Linked DNA regions of Homo sapiens: region 1 is linked to region 2. Evidence: chromatin contacts called from ENCODE Hi-C or POLR2A ChIA-PET data. All regions are on one chromosome and are shown on one strand. Each heading gives the region's core, a stretch centred on a gene start or an enhancer-like site at or near the end of the contact. The rest is flanking DNA. Distances are from core to core; before and after follow the strand shown. Region 1 overlaps CFAP251 (cilia and flagella associated protein 251). Region 2 overlaps KDM2B-DT (KDM2B divergent transcript).

Region 1 (5,582 bases), core at 1,298-3,797, 390 kb after region 2:
GAATGGCGTGAACCCGGGAGGCGGAGCTTGTAGTGAGCCGAGATTGCGCCACTGCACTCCAGCCTGGGTGACAGAGCGAGACTCCATCTCAGAAAAATAAAAATAAATAAATAAATAAAAATAAAATAAAATAAAAACAAACAAAAAAACTAATTGATACCACATGGAATATGTGTTTGTATGCTATATTTTCCCTTAATAGTGTATCATAAGTATTTTCCATTATATTAAAAATTCTCCAAGGCCGGGCGCGGTGGCTCACGCCTGTAATCCCAGCACTTTGGGAGGCCGAGGCGGGTGGATCACGAGGTCAGGAGATCGAGACCATCCTGGCTAACACGGTGAAACCCCGTCTCTACTAAAAAAATACAAAAAATAAGCCGAGCGTGGTGGCGGGTGCCTATAGTCCCAGCTACTCAGGAGGCTGAGGCAGGAGAATGGCGTGAACCCGGGAGGCGGAGCTTACAGTGAGCCGAGATCGTGCCACTGCACTCCAGCCTGGGCGACAGAGCAAGACTCTGTCTCAAAAAAAAAAAAAAAAAAAAAAAAAAAATTATCCGAAAACATGCTTTTTAAAGGATATATTTTAATTTTTTAACTTTTTCTAATTTAGAAAATAGAATTATAAAGAAGAAAATAGAAATTACTCAGAGATCATCACTGTTATTATTTTGGTAGATATCCTATCATTTTATATATGGACATAGATATATCTATATTTTTAAACAAGGAATTGAGATTATATGGTATATATATGTATATACCTATATATATCAACATTATACAGAGGATGCGTGTGCATATACATATGTATCGACATTCTCAGTAACTTGTTTTGTGAGCAAGGTGGTAAAAATTCCTTGGCAACATGCTTTTAAAGGCTGCAAACTTAATTGGACCACTCTCCAGTTGATAGCCGTGTGAGTTGTCTAAAGTAGCTGGTGTCAGAGACACAGCTGTGTGGAGCATCTCTGTGCATGGTTTTTGCACACTTCTCTCATTATTTTCCTGGGTCATAGTGCAAGAAGTAGAATTACTGGGTCAGAGAATATGAAATTGCAGACCCTATTGCTAACCTACTTTCCATAAATGTAGCATTTTACGTGCCCATCTTCAGGAATCCACAAGTCCTGAAACCCAGCTAAGACTCAGTGTTCATGTTGGCTGAGAACACTTGAGCAATATAAACTGTGGTCCCAGTCCCTGCTCTCGGCTTCAGTGGCCTACCCAGAATCACCTGTTTTGTGTGCTCCAGGTACACAAAACTCATTTCTCGAGAAATTAGTTATCAGAGCCCTTTAATCCCTTCTGAGTCTTGAACGAGGACCTTAAAATCACCAGGTACTGTTGTAAGCTCCTCTAAAGGTCTTTGGCTGATGTGCATTTTGTCATAGCACATTGCTAGAAACATAAGCAACTCTGAGAAAGTTCGTACAGCCCACGTGGTGTTCCAGAGAGTGGCATTTTCCAAAGAGTGTTCCCTAGAACATGGCTTCCCAAACTGGGAAGCTGCATCGGAGCATTTACTGACTATTCAGCTCCTGGGCCCTGCCCAGGTCCAGCCAATCGGAATCTCCAAGCACAGGCTTGGGATTCTCTACATCTCCTGGGGGTGCTCACTGCGGAGCCGCCGACATTTGAAGAGAGGGAGGGGCTCAACACACTGAGTGAGATCATTAGTCAGCTTTCTTCTTCTTTTTTTTTTTTTTTTTTTGAGACAGCATCTTGCTCTGTCACGCAGGCTGGAGTGCAGTGGTGTGATCTCAGTTTACTGCAATCTCCGCCTCCCAGGTTCAAGCGATTCTCCTGCCTCAGCCTCCCGAGTAACTGGGATTACAGGCATGCACCACCATGCCTGGCTAATTTTTGTATTTTTTAGTAGAGACAGGATTTCACCATGTTGGCCAGGCTGGTCTCGAACTCCTGACCTCAAGTGATCCACCTGCATCAGCCTCTCAAAGTGCTGGGATTACAGGCGTGAGCCACCGTGCCCGGCCTCAGCCTTATTCTTTGGTTACAAGTTACGGAAACCTAAGTCGACCCATTTTCTGGTTCACAGAATTCCAGGTCCAGAGGGAGTGGGGATGTGCAGTGTAACCTAAGCCAGGCCCTCATCCATGTCGCTGGGAAGGGTCTCTCTCTTTAGGCCTCGCTTTCTGCTGTGTTGTCTCCCTCCGTGTCCGGCCCCCAGTCCACATCCAGTGGGATTCAATGCCACAGGCAGGAGCCTGTCCCCTTCCCAGAGCTGCAGACATTGTCACTGTCATCACTGCCATCAGGCATGTGCCACTCAGGTTGGCCAGGCGTGGGCACTCTCCTTCTTGGAGTGTGGGGTGGGCTCAGTCCCCTTTAACCATGGGGACTATGACCAGATGACAGCTAAGACGTGGGCAGGTGTCTCAGCCTCTTCATGCTTCAGCTTCCTCATCTACAAAATGAGTGCAGCAGTCGCACCCAGGACCACTCTGAGCAGGTGGCGTGGCTTCCACGGAATTCTGAGCAAGGCAAAAAGTGGGCCCCTCTTCATTCTCACTTCCTTCTTTTTTTTTTTTTTTTTGGAGACAGGGTCTCACTGTGTCACCTGGTCCTCCAGCCTCAGCCCTCCAAGTAGCTGGGACTACAGGAGCGTGCCACCATGCTCTGCTAATTTTTCAATTTTGGTAGAGATGGGGTTTCTCCATGTTGGCCAGACGGGTCTCAAACTCCTGAGCTCGAGCCATCCACCCTCCTTAGCCTCCCACAGTGCTGGGATTCTAGGCATGAGCCACCGCTCCCTGACCTCATTTCCTTCTCATTTTACATTAGAAATGTTGCCTCAGATGTCTCACTGTTCCCACGGCCGCTGCACTTCATCTGCATGGTTCTGTCTGTGGTTCTGCTTCTTCTGTTTTTAGTCCAACGTTTAACCAAATACCCACCTCCTCTGGGTGATTGGTTGGCCTAACACTTGGTACTTCAAGATGGAGAAAGGGAAGAAGCACATCTTGGTGCAAACTAGCTGGCCTGGCTGCAGTTCCCAGCCTCCTTGGCGAGCCATCCCAGCGGTGGTCTGAACGCCGGAGTCTGCTCTGTAGATGAGGCTGGAGCAGGCTGCGCTCTCGTAGGGGTGTCGTGAGGACTAGAGAGCGAGGGTCTGTGCGGTGCCCAGCGCACAGAGGTGCTTACTCAGTGGGGGGCTCTTCCCTCAGTATTTCCTGTTGAGTCAGCATGTTCCTCTTAAGAGGCGATGGGATCGCCCCTCATTTTCTTATTTTTAATTTTATTTTGTAAAATTCCAAGCAAACACAAAAACAGAGAAAAGAATAAAATGAACTCTTGGCCAGTCACGGTGGCTCACACCTGTAGTCCTAGCACTTTGGGAGGCTGAGGCAGGAGGATCGCTTTAGTAAGCCCAGGAGTTCAAGACCAACCTAGGCAATATAGGGAGACCCTGTCTCTACAAAAAATAAAAAAAAAATAGCTGTAGTGGCATGTGCCTATGGTCCCAGCTTCTCGGGAGGCTGAGGTGGGAGAATTGCTTGGGCCTGTGAGGTCAAGGATGCAGTGAGCCGTGATCACGCCACTGCACACACACACCCCACACTCCTGCATATCCATCAGTCAACTTCAGCTTCAGCAATTCTCAGCTCCCGTTTGGTCCAGACCCACTGACCTGCTCCCGCCCCATGGGTTATTCTGAAGCAAGTTCCAGGCACCCTTGCCTCACAAGGAGGCCTTTCAAACCCAGGTGCCCCTTCCTCAGCCAGGGAGAGGTTCTCCTTCACAAGGCCTGCAGGCACCTGAGGTTCACACTTCTATGAAAGTCACCAAAATGCCATCGTGGGCCGTGCCTCTCGCAGTTCCTGTGGGTGAGGAGTATTCCGGCAGCTCTCTGATGCCTGCAGGTCAGTGCTAACCATGGAGGCCACATTGTGGAGGCTCCAGGGTCAGGCAGCTCTGGGTTTGAATCCTGACTGTGACCACGTGCCAGTTACGACTTGGTCAAGTTTCAGAACCTCTCCATGCCTCAGTTTCCTCATCTACAAAATAAACATAATAGTAGTACCTACCTCCAGAATTATTGTGAAGATTAACTGAGTATCCGTTTCGTACAGTACACGGCACACGTTAAATGTTTAAAAATGTCATCTGATATTTTTGTCTTTGTCATGATATCCCCATCTGTGGATCCGTGATTCCAGAAGCCCTTTATGAGAATGTTTCTCTGACCTTGTGCTTCTTTGTGTATAATACCCTTTCCAAAATCTAAAAGTTTATATTTTCTTGATTTTCTGGTAAAGATACTTTACATAAATGTCCAAACGCCATCAAATTGATGGCAGTCTTCTCACTTGTTCAGGATTTTTTTTTTTTTAAGAGGCAGTGTCTCACTCTGTCGCCCAGGCTGGAGTGCAGTGGTGTGATCACAGCTCACTGCAGCCTCGACTTCCTGGGCTCAAGTGATCCCTCTGCCCCAGCCTCTCTAGTAGCTGATATTATAGGCGCACATCACCACATCATTCAGGATTCTTGATTTTTTTTTTTTTTTGAGACGGAGTTTCACTCTTGTTGCCCAGGCTGGAGTGCAATGGCGCCATCTCAGTTCACCGCACCTCCACCTCTCGGGTTCAAGCAATTCTCCTGCCTCAGCCTCCTGAGTAGCTAGGATGATAGGCATGCGCCATCTTGCCTGGCTAATTTTGTATTTTTAGTAGAGACGGGGTTTCTCCATGTTGGTCAGGCTGGTCTCAAACTCCCGACTTCATGTGATCCACTCACCTCGGCCTCCCAAAGTGCTGGGATTACAGGTGTGAGCCACTGTGCCCAGCCAGGATTCTTGAGTTTAATCCCTGGGCTGTCCTGCTTTGTTGGTGAGGTGTTTAGCCCTGGCAACCAGTGCCCACGTGTCGCACAAAATACTTGAGAAAGAGGGTGGGCACAGAGCAACCCGCTTGTCTCTGCTTCCTATAGAAATAAGGAAGTCCTGCATATGCCTGGAGTCCCGGCTGCTTGAGAGGCTGAGGCAGGAGGATCACTTGAGGCCAAGAGTTCCAGACCAACCTAGGCAACATAGCGAGACCCCGATCTCTAAAAAATTTTAAAAATTGGGCTAGGCACAGTGGCTCACAATCCCAGCATTTTGGGAGGCCAAGGCAGAGGGATTGCTTGAGCCTAGGAGTTCAAGACCAGTCTGGGCAACATAAGGAGACCCGTCTCTGCTAATAAACAATTAGCTGGGTGTGGTGGCGTGCACTTGTAGTCCCAGATACTTGGAGGGCTGAGGTGGGAAGGATCGAAGGATCGCTTGCGCACAGGAGATCAAGACTGTAGTGAGCTGTGATTGTGCCATTGCACTCCAGACTGGACAGCAGAGTGAGGCCCTGTCTCAAAAAAAAATTAGTTGGGGATAGTGGTGTGCAACCGGAGTCCCAGCTACCCTGGAGGCTGAGGCAGGAGGATTGCTTGATCCCAGGTGCTGTAGGCTGCAGCATGCTATGATCATGCCTGTGAATAGCTACTGTCCTCCAGCCTGGGCACCATAGCTCTCCAAAAAAAAAAAAAAAAGGTAAGGAAGTGTCTAATTATTAAAGATGTACTCATTT
Region 2 (5,172 bases), core at 936-3,435:
TATTCTTTTTTTTTTTTTTTTTATGACGGAGACTCACTGTCGCCCAGGTTGGACTACAGTGACATGATCCCGGCTCACTGCAACCTCCACCTCCCGGGTTCAAGCGATTCTCTTGCCTCAGCCTCCTCCTGCCTCAGCCTCCGGAGTAGCTGGGATTACAGGCGTGTGCCACCATGCCCAGCTAATTTTGTATTTTTAGTAGAGACAGGGTTTCACCACATTAGCCAGGCTGATCTCGAACTCCTGACCTCAGGTAATCCGCCTGCCTCTGTCTCCCAAAGTGCTGGGATTACAGGCGTGAGCCAATGCGCCAGGCTCCTGAAACAAATATTCTTACTTGGGAAATAGTCTTAATCTGGGAGGATAACAGACCATACTATTTCTGTTAAAGTGATTGGGGTCTCCAGGCCGGGCGCGGTGGCTCACGCCTATAATCCTAGCACTTTGGGAGGCCGAGGCGGGTGGATCACCTGAGGTCAGGAGTTCAAGACCAGCCTGGCCAACATGGTGAAACCCTGTCTCTACTAAAAAAAAAATACAAAAAAATTAGCTCGGCATGGTGGCGGGCACCTGTAATCCCAGCTACTTCAGGAGGCTGAGACAGGAGAACCCCGTGAACCTGGGAGGCGGAGGTTGCAGTGAGCCGAGATTCTACCACTGTACTCCAGCCTGGGCGACAAGAGTGAAATTTTATCTCAAAAAAAAAAAAAAAAAGAAAAAAAAAAAAAGAACGTGATTGGGGTCTCCAAAGACCTTTTCTTTTTATTCCTCAGTCTTTTGTAGATTGAGTAAAAAGACTAAGGAAGACCAAAATGCATGCATATAGACTGTCAAGCCTTGGCCATTTGGGGAAGACTTCAGTTTCTCTCTAGAATTCTTCATTTTATTTATTTATTTAGAGACGGAGTCTTGCTCTGTCGCCCAGGCTGGAGTGCAATGCCACGATCTCGGCTCACTGCAACCTCCACCTGCCGGGTACAAGCTATTCTCCTGTCTCAGCCTCCTGAGTAGCTGGGATTACAGGTGCCCACCACCATGCCTGGCTCATTTTTGTGTTTTTAGTAGAGGCAGGGTTTCACCATGTTGGCCAGGCTGCTCTCGAACTCCAGACCTCAGGTGGATGCACCCGCCTCGGCCTCCCAAAGTGCTGGGACTACAGGCGTGTGCCACCGCGCCCAGCGAATTCTTCATTTTATAATCTGTCTCTTCCACTGTGAGGGTTGAAAGGAACACTGAATATAACAGGTGAGTTAATTAAGGGGTTAATGCCAGGAAGAGTCACGAAAGTTCAAAGATTCTTTAAAAAACTTGTCTTTTTAGGGCGGGCGCGGTGGCTCACGCCTGTAATCCCATCACTTTGGGAGGCCGAGGCGTGTGGATCACCTGAGGTCAGAAGTTTGAGACCAGCCTGGCCAACATGGTGAAACCCCCCCTCTACTAAAAATACAAAAATTAACCGGGCGTGGTGGCGCGTGCCTGTAATCACAGCTACTAGCGGGGCTGAGGCAGGAAGATCGCTTGTACCCGAGAGGCGGAGGTTGTGGTGAGCCGAGATCGCGCCACTGCACTCCAGCCTGGGCAACAGAGCGAGACTCTGTCTCAAAAAAACAAAAAAGAAAAAAAAGAAAAAAAAAAAAAAAAATTGCCTCTTTGGATTGATGGACAAGTACTTTAACCAATGGAAATAAAAATCTAAGCATTACTTCATCATACTCAATTGTGATTGGTTGACGATCCCCGAGGGAGGGCTCAGAGGGCTGGCAATTAACCCTTTCAGGGAAAATCAGGCCTTTTGCATTTATTTTATTTTAAAGTTGAAGTAGTAACAGATGAAAAGCCTACAAAAGTCCCCGGACTTTCAAATACCACATTTCAGTCTTAGCCCAGAAAGCAGGATTTCGCCCCACAAAGGAATAGTCAAGGACAAATTTCCTGGAGAAAAGTTTTGAACTTTTAGAACGGGGAATCCGCTGACCTCGCTGAGTAAGTGAGAAGGTTGATTCACTTTTTGTGCTGTTGGAACAGGGACCAGTGTTGGAGATGATTCCATTAATCTTGCGAAGTGATCAGTCACTGGGAGGATTGAATTGCATTTCCTGCCTAAAGATAGAGACAGATGACCTTTGCTGCAGCCCTCAGACCCCCAGTTCACAGCTGGGGAGAGGATGTGTCAGCGTTTACTTTCAGGTCTCACCCTGCCCTTTGTTCAAAATTCAGACTCTTTTGTGTTTAGGCTGCTGCTGGGGTTTTTGTAGTTGTTGATGCTGCTTTTTTTTTTTTTTTTTTTTTTTTTTTTATATAACCGCCCACATCCTGCAACTTCTGAGAAACAAACTCTCTATTTGGTAGAAGATAAAATCTGGAGGTGCCTCGGAGAGGGAACCAGAATAGACAGGGAATTCCGACAGGCCATTGGGCCTTTAGGCTTTAATTACTGCCCTCACCCCTTCCTGGACTCCCTAAATGCTGCAGGCTGAACTGGATGGAGCCAAAAGTCCAGCAAAATGAATAACAATGCTTCGTGTTTATATGGCTCTACTACAAGAAAGCTTTTACACACATTACCTCATGGAAGAGGCACTGCTAAAGCAGAAGTATTTACATAAATGAACATTCGCAGTTCCTAAATGTAGTCAGCTGCATGACCTAGGACAAAGTGTCCAAACTTAAGTCTCAGTTTTCTCATCTGTAAAATGGGGTCACATGAAAGTTACCAGAGGAGGCCGGGCGCAGTGGCTCACGCCTGTAATCCCAGCACTTTGGGAGGCTGAGGTGGGCGGATCACAAGGTCAGGAGATGGAGACCATCCTGGCGAACACGGTGAAACCCCATCTCTACAAAAAATTAGCAGGGCGTGGTGGCTGGCACCTGTAGTCCCAGCTACTCAGGAGGCTGAGGCAGGAGAATGGCGTGAACCCAGGAGGCGGAGCTTGCAGTGAGCCGAGATCTCGCCACTGCACTCCAGCCTGGGTGACAGAGCGAGACTCCATCTCAAAAAAAAAAAAGTTACCAGAGGGTCAAGGCGCGATGGCTCACACCTGTAATCCCAGCACTTTGGGAGGCCGAGGCAGGCAGATCCCCTGAAGTCAGGAGTTTGAGACCAACTTGGCCAACATGGGGAAGCCCCATCTCTACTAAAAACATAAAACTTAGCTGGGCATGGTGGCTCATGCCTGCAATCTCAGCTACTTGGGAGGCTGAGGCAAGAGAAATGCTTGAACCTGGGAGGCGGAGGTTGCAGAGCCTAGATCGTGCTACTGCACTCCAGCCTGGGTGACAGCAAGACTACGTCTCAAAAAAAGAAAGAAAGAAAGAAAGAAAGAAAAAGAAAAATAGGCCGGGCGAGGTGTCTCATGTCTGTAATTCCAGCACTTTGGGAGGCCAAGGCAGGCAGATCACCTGAGGTCGGGAGTTCGAGACAAGCCTGACTAACATGGAGAAACCCCGTCTCTACTGAAAATACAAAATTAGCCAGGCATGGTGGCGCATGCCTGCAATCCCAGCTACTTGGGAGGCTGAGGCAGGAGAATCGCTTGAACCCGAGAGGTGAAGGTTGCGGTGAGCCAAAATCACACCATTACACTCCAGCCTGAGCAACAAGAGCAAAACTCCATCTCAAAAAATAATAATAATAAAATAGTTACCCGACAATTGAATGAGCCAATGTTCTATAACAGGACTCAATAAATGGTGTGTCTTAATTAAAATGAGGTTGACCTCCTGGGCTCCAGAACGATGACAGCTAGCTGTGGATTGGGCAAATTTAGCTTTTCCCCAAGGGGAACGCCTTGGGGAAGCCTGCCTGGAATGTATGGATTGAGTCCCCTTGCTTGTACATCCTGTCCCTCACCAGACTCCAAAGTCTGACCGTGCTGAACTATTTTGAGTTCTTTGACTAAACCTGCTCTTTCCTCCTCTAGACCTTTGCATATGCCAGTCTATTCCCGCAGCCCTTCTTCCCTCCTGTTTCTCCTGGAATCTGCTTTGCTCTCTCTCTTTCCTGCCCCCTCCCAGTAATTACCACATCATCTTACTGTTGCCTGTGCCTTCACCAGACTGTAAGCCCTGGAGGGCAGTACCTGGTCTGTCTCATTCATGGATATAGCTCTAGCAAAGTGCCTGCATGTTCTCTAAAAATACTTGTGGTTTTTTTTTTATTATTTTATTTTTTTGAGACGGAGTCTCACTCTGTCGCCCAGGATGGAGTGCAGTGGTGCGACCTTGGCTCACTGCAACCTCTGCCTTGCCTCCGGAGTTCAAGCGATCCTCCTGCCTCGGCCTCCCAAGTAGCTGGGATTACAGGCACCCACCGCCACACCCAGGTAATATTTGTATTTTTAGTAGAGACGAGGTTTTGCCGTGTTGGCCAGGCTGGAAAACATACTTGTTGAATGGAAACCCAGCACCCCAATTCCTTCTCCCCAAATCCCAAAACTACTCACCCTTCTGGAAATCTCAAATAACTGCTGAAATTTTCTGTTTTCCTGGATAACCAAATTATAATACCCTTTACAGATGGTGTCCATGGCTTTTAACCCTCCTTGAAATGACATTCATTAATCCCACAACTATTTATTGAATGCCTCCTTGATTCACACAGAAAGCAACCTTAGGCAGGCACTGTGGCTCATACCTGTAATCCCAACAATTTGGGAGGTCAAAGCGGGTGGATCCCTTGAGCCCAGGAGTTAGAGACCAGCCTGGGCAACATGGTGAAACCCCATATCTACAAAACAAAAACAAAACACAGCAGCCTTGATAGGAAACTCTCCTCTTCATCCCGCGTCACCTATTCATGGCAGAGAGTGTGACGATCCCCCTGATGCGGCTGAGATGTTCTGAAATGAAGACGTTGGCTCTCATCCCCAGCCTGAAGAGAGAAAATTCTGAGATGGCTCCCTTACAGATTGAGAGCAGGTGAGTTTACCTCTACTCTCACGCAAAACTCTCATTCAGAACACCTGTCACAACTAATAGACTACTCACGTGTCCACAGTCTAACACCACTCAATAAAAGGAAAATTCCCCGTCTAATCCCAGCACTACAGGAGGCCAAGGCAGGAGGCTCACTTGAGAGCCCAGAAGTTTGAGAACAGCCTAGGCAACATAATTAGGCCCTGTCTCTGTTAAAAAAAAAAAAAAAAAAAAAGGAAAAGTCTCTGAGGAGTCTGA

The links. A loop is a pair of places that touch in the nucleus more often than their neighbours do. ChIA-PET counts read pairs that join two places held with the same protein, here RNA polymerase II (POLR2A). Pooled maps may share reads with other maps.
Region 1: a loop to region 2 is called in a pooled map, with 3 times the contacts of the local background. The contact joins two enhancer-like sites. A Hi-C loop is called at or near these places in 1 of 37 single-sample maps with no recorded cell type and 4 of 50 pooled maps. POLR2A ChIA-PET finds 5 or more read pairs at or near these places in 2 of 52 experiments (B cell and OCI-LY7).

The regions. Positions count from the first base shown.
Region 1 is chr12:121,977,869-121,983,450 of GRCh38, forward strand. The region is part of intron 19 of CFAP251 (cilia and flagella associated protein 251); the gene reads left to right. Among named protein-coding and RNA genes, the nearest start is that of BCL7A, 41 kb to the right of the region's middle. RefSeq lists enhancers at 2,638-2,717, 2,738-2,787. Within about 2 kb of position 2,548, at least 5 of the 41 ENCODE cell types and tissues checked have a DNase peak (open chromatin) inside an H3K27ac peak, as active enhancers do; they include B cell and OCI-LY7, where a contact is called at or near this core.
Region 2 is chr12:121,588,631-121,593,802 of GRCh38, forward strand. It overlaps KDM2B-DT (KDM2B divergent transcript), which reads left to right. Exons shown (of 4, transcript NR_183427.1): 2 at 4,803-4,917. Among named protein-coding and RNA genes, the nearest start is that of KDM2B, 10 kb to the left of the region's middle. RefSeq lists enhancers at 2,328-3,143, 3,144-3,959. Within about 2 kb of position 2,186, at least 28 of the 41 ENCODE cell types and tissues checked have a DNase peak (open chromatin) inside an H3K27ac peak, as active enhancers do; they include B cell and OCI-LY7, where a contact is called at or near this core.